2 separate regions of the Homo sapiens genome follow, and region 2 is linked to region 1. The links are chromatin loops, found by intact Hi-C in ENCODE. Cell type or tissue: CD4-positive, alpha-beta T cell. All regions are shown on one strand.

Region 1 (2,500 bases):
GCGCGATCTCAGCTCACAGCAACCTCTGCCTCCCAGGTTCAAGTGATTCTCCTGCCTCAGCCTCCCAAGTAGCTGTGATTACAGGCATGTGCCACCAAACCCCCCCGCTAATTTTTTTGTATTTTTTTTTTAGTAGAGACAGGGTTTCACCATGTTGGTCAGGCTGGTCTCGAACTCCTGACCTCAGATGATACATCTGCCTTGGGCTCCCAAAGTGCTGGATTACAGGTGTGAACCACTGTGCCTGGCCAAGAGTTGACATCTTGATAATATTTTCCATCTTCCTAATAAAACAAATAGATTTTTCCATCTGCACTAGTGTTCTTTTGTGTTTCCCAGTACTCATGTCTTTGTGGCTTTCCCAATCATAAAGGTAAATCTTTCTATCACTTTTTGAATCGTGTTTCAGTGTTGCTTTCTTTCCCTCTCTCTTCCTTCTTTCAAACAGCACATATGGGCACACATACAAACTTCATTGACAGAGTCATCGAGGGCATTTGAAAGAAATTGAAGAAAAAGGTCCAGGCCCTTTAATGACAGGCACATGATAAGGTGTTCTTTCTCTCTGGAGGAGCATGGCAGTCTGAAACACTCCGCGATCATAGCCTTCATGATGCAGGGACTTTTGTGTTTTGTTCATTGTGGTTTTTCCAAGTGCCCAGGGCAGTACTTGGCACATCGTGGCACTTAATAAATATTTGTTGAGTGAATGAAGAAAAACCCAGTACATGCCTTCCCAAATTCTACTGAAAAGCAGTTATGTTTACCACTATACTATCGATGCCACCCCAAATCCCACTGAAACAAGGCCTTTGGTTTATATTTTCTGGCAGCTGAAACTATGGGTATTTTGTTGTAGAAAGTCTGTTGAGAAGAGAAGCAGTATATAGAGTGTTATCATCTTCCCATGTTGGTTAGACTGACCTGTTTCTCCATTAGAGTATTAGTAATAAATGCCCAATGCTTTATTGAAAACAAATAACCATATTCCATTTTTGCTTCTTAGCAGCCGAAGCCTTGAGATTCACACTTGCACAATGATGTCTTTCAAACTGCATCCTGACAGATACTTCTTGAGCTGTCATAAGGCCTATGGAGAACATCCAGTCAATGTGTAGGTTAAGTTGTCAATGAACAATTATGGTTCTTCTGAGCCATGTTTTAAAGCAAGGCATTGTGCCCCTCCAGTGCTGCAGTGTGTCCGGGCTGTGTGGGATGCAAAGTGTGTGCAGGAAATACAGTCACACTGTGGTTTTACACGGAAGCTCAGGTTGCCTCTTATGAATATGTATGATGGGGCTGGATCATGCTCTTGCCACTTGAGTTTACTTGAGCTTAACTTAACCCCCACATACCCATTTCCTGCCTATCATTTGAAGACGTTCCTTGAGGAGGTTTGAAAAAGTGAGTTGTTTCTCCAATTGTGGAGCATTTTCCTTTTTTTTTCTCTTAAAGATGATGACAAACTACACCCTGATTTATTTTTATTCACTGTGAGTCATTTGCTAGTCTTATTTTATAGATAATATTTTATACCTCTTGCTTAGAAGCAGATGGGAAAGTTCAAGGAAACACCCCCTGCAACAGAGGAAAAGTACTCGGATCTAGATTGCTATGATGGTGTCCTTGCTGGAGTCCTGATAAGCAGCCCTGTCAGGGGGAAAGGAACAGATGGCAAATGGTCTTTGCAGAGCAGCATTTGGAGTGTTTTATCTTTGTTTTAGAAATGACTGTTACTCTGCATTTACTGTGAACTCTGCGTACTCCTGAGAATGCAGAAAATAAGCTGGAAAGTCTTTCCTATTATTCGTAAAACAGGTCACTGGATGTAAAGGGTACTTGGCCAACTGGGAGCGCTCTCTCTCTCTCTCTCTCTCTCTCTCACACACACACACACACACACACACGCCAATTGTTGTTACTGGTTATCTTTATGAGAGGAAATGGGGGAGGGGAGAGGAGCTCTAGCTGCTCTGTCGCCAAAAGGCAGAGCTCCAGAAAGCCGAGTGGGGAGCCGCATGCGCTGAGAAATGCCAGCATGTGTCACTTCCCAATCTGGCGTACACACTCAACTCCTGTTTGACATACTTTACAAAGCAGACAGGGACTGGCAGGGGTGTTTCCTCTGGACAAACATTAATGAGTGAGGAAATGGGCAAATGTAGGTTGCTATGCAGTTGTTTTGCTGTTGATGTGGGAGTAAAGCCAGGCAGCACTTAGACTGGGGGAATGTTCTCATGATTTCATGGAGGTCGCTACCCTCCCATAAGAGAACTCACGCTCATGGGTTTTCCTTAAATGACAGCAGTTGGGAAGAAAATGTGCCTTCGTCTTGATGTGCTGCTCTTGTTTCTCTGTGGGCTGTCAGTCCCTTTCCGAGATCTGTTAGGTACAAAATCGGGGCTATTCTATATTACCGGTTTCTAATGAACTGCCTGTTTTGTTTGCTTTTAGTGTTAGTCATTCTTTTTCTATATAACACTCATATTTTAAAAATTTC
Region 2 (2,500 bases), 1.0 Mb after region 1:
CCACCGCGCCCGGCCAAGGGATATTTTTAAAATGTTAAAAAGCTACTGAGTCAAATCCAGAGAATTAGTAGGTGTTCAATAAAGCTGATCTCCCTTCCTCGAAAGCGCTAGCGCTGTGATTTGCAGAGAGGCCGCGGCAACTCGTGCCATGGGCACCACCCGCCAGACCAGCGGTCTAGCGGTCCAAGACGCCTCGGCCACCCCCCACCACCGCACCGGGCCTCACCTTGGTGGTCGTAGACGCTAATGTAGGAGATGCCCACGGCCATACACCACACCACGAGGCTCGCGATGTCCGAGAAGCTGGGTTCCTGCTCCACCTCGGTGATCACCAGGCCCATATGCACAGGCAGCTTCTCCAAGGAACGACCGTCCGCGCGCCAGCGCATCCGGTGGTGTGCGGCTGCCAGGCACGACCCCCCGCGCGGGTGCCGGTGGTGACGGCGGTTCCTGCCGACTGCCGGGGGCTTGCGGAGCGTGAAGCCGAGCGGCGCTAGGACCGCGGCAGAGGCGGCGCGGCAGCAGCGCCGCCAGATCCAGTTCCAGGTGCCGAACCGAACGCGGAGCCAGGAGGTGAGCGTGCGGTGCAGACAGAGCAGCGCGTGCAGCACCCGCCACACCAGCTCGTACAGCCCCGTCATACTCTTGTGGCCCTCAGACACCCCCTCTCCCTCCCGCCCACTCCCGCAGCGCGACGGCTTTTTATCCGCCCCTGCGGCCGGCGCGGGCCATCGCTCCGCGTCCCCCCGCCCCCCGAGCCCGAACCCCTTTCCACTGCCAACACCTCACCTCGCCCCCGCCGCCATCTTCCTCCTCCCTTGGCAGCCCCGCCCCCAGTAGTACATGGACAGTTCCGATTGGCCAGCGTGGAATTCTGACGCGGCTTCTGGGTCCGAGAACGTGGCCCGTTCCGGCGCAGTGAGGGAAGGCGCACGCCTGCGAACTAGCCGGGCCGATACCGCGGGCGCCCCCTGGTCGCGTGGAGGGCGATGAGCGAACGACCCGGGACTTGTCTGAATGGGACCCCAGCAAGGCACACGTGGTCTTCAATGCGATGGGCGCTTCCAGGGGACCCGGCGTCCCTTGGGTCCAGGAAGTCTTATACTGTCTCCTCTCACGGCCCCGACAGAAACGGTTTCTGAGGAGTAGAAGTGTCCTAAGTGGATTGGAAATTACAAATGCCGGAAAGAACCTAGGGATGGAAAGCAGCCCTCAGTAAGTGTTGATGCTGGGAATCCACCAGGGTTTCCAAAAGTGTCCTCAAAGGCTGGAGTGATCCTGCTACTGTCCTTTATTCAGCCTCCCGGCTGAGGCTGGGAGCGAGGCTCTTTAGCCATGTTCCTGAAACACCCCTCTACCCATGTCATTCTCATCTAAGGTATCCTTTCCTGGCTGTACATTGCTTAATAGAGGCTCTACAGCTTGGCAGTCCAGTCACTTAATTCTTTTTTTTTTTTTTTTTTTTTATTCGGCAAGACTTTGACCAACCGCCGTGGGTTAGGTTTACAGTGGGGAAAAAAAATAGAAATTGTGCCTGACTTCAATGACCGCCACTATTTGAAGCAAACTGCCCATCCAAGCCTTATCATCCCCTTTAACACCCTAATGTTTCTGTCCATGTGGACTTCGACGTGGTCCTCTAGAATGGTTTTGTACTTCCCCGCGGTAAGTCTGTACTGTCTTTGCCCTTTTTGTTCAAGCTCTTCTCCTGAATTCCTGATTCCCGACTTGGTATTGCCGACATTCCAACCCATTTCTCAAGGTTTATCCTACATGCTACATCCTCTATCATCATATATATGTGTGTGTGCAACAATAATATTTATATTATTTGCATTTATATTTATATAAGTATATATATAAAGATTAGGGAGGTATTACAAAAATGCAACTGTACACATACACACGTATACACACATATTTACACACGTGTGTGTGTGTAAACAGTTGCGTTTTTGTAATACCTACCTATTCTTTGTTCGCTAAAGCCTCTTTTTCCCCCTGGGAAACATCTGTTCACGTCTTGGCTATGTGACTTAATTTTTCTAACATTGTCACTTTTTCAACTAGTCTCATTTTGGTTTCTAAGACTCATTTAACTTTACTTTAAAAGTTGAATCTCATGTCCATCTCCCTTTCGCAGTGCAATTTTCCTCCCTTTGGCAGTGCAGCCTGAAGAACTGAGGGCTGGGCACCAGGCACACCCTTCACACACTTCTTTCTCTCCAGGTCTCCTCTGCGGTAGCTCCTCTGATGATGGACAAAGAAGGAGAGGCGAAAGGCCATGATCAGGGAAGCCTACAGTCTTCTTCCTCACTGCCCATTGCTGTAGTTTATGCAGCTACATGATGCTTGTTAAGGAAGCTCCCTAGACACCAGTGTCCCATTGAGATTTGGCCACGTATTCTGCAGACCCCACCCCACCCCCCATGCCGACTATGTTGCCACATTTCTCTACCGTACTCATTTCTTTGCCCCAATGTCTATCCGTTCTGACAAG

What was found. A loop is a pair of places that touch in the nucleus more often than their neighbours do. Peaks named below come from ENCODE experiments on the same cell type or tissue, not always from the same donor. Only the 100,000 strongest peaks of a DNase experiment are listed, where the experiment ranks them.
Region 2: a loop joins it to region 1, with 4 times the contacts of the local background. A loop is called at or near these places in 2 of 110 quality-filtered maps.

Annotation. Positions count from the first base shown.
Region 1 is chr6:118,708,940-118,711,439 of GRCh38, reverse strand. It overlaps a transcript of CEP85L not described here. Among named protein-coding and RNA genes, the nearest start is that of CEP85L, 59 kb to the right of the region's middle. RefSeq lists a silencer at 1,313-1,362. In CD4-positive, alpha-beta T cell, no CTCF peak of the experiment used is centred here; DNase peaks (open chromatin) are centred at 1,269 and 1,979; H3K4me3 peaks cover 1,816 bases; H3K27ac peaks cover 2,276 bases.
Region 2 is chr6:117,673,812-117,676,311 of GRCh38, reverse strand. It overlaps NUS1 (NUS1 dehydrodolichyl diphosphate synthase subunit), which reads right to left and starts at 843. Exons shown (of 5, transcript NM_138459.5): 1 at 227-843. The coding sequence starts at 641. LOC101927919 (a long non-coding RNA gene) reads left to right here and starts at 1,028. Exons shown (of 3, transcript NR_110854.1): 1 at 1,028-1,215; 2 at 1,477-1,665; 3 at 2,230-2,500. In CD4-positive, alpha-beta T cell, a CTCF peak has its summit at 966; DNase peaks (open chromatin) are centred at 151 and 901; H3K4me3 peaks cover 1,648 bases; H3K27ac peaks cover 520 bases.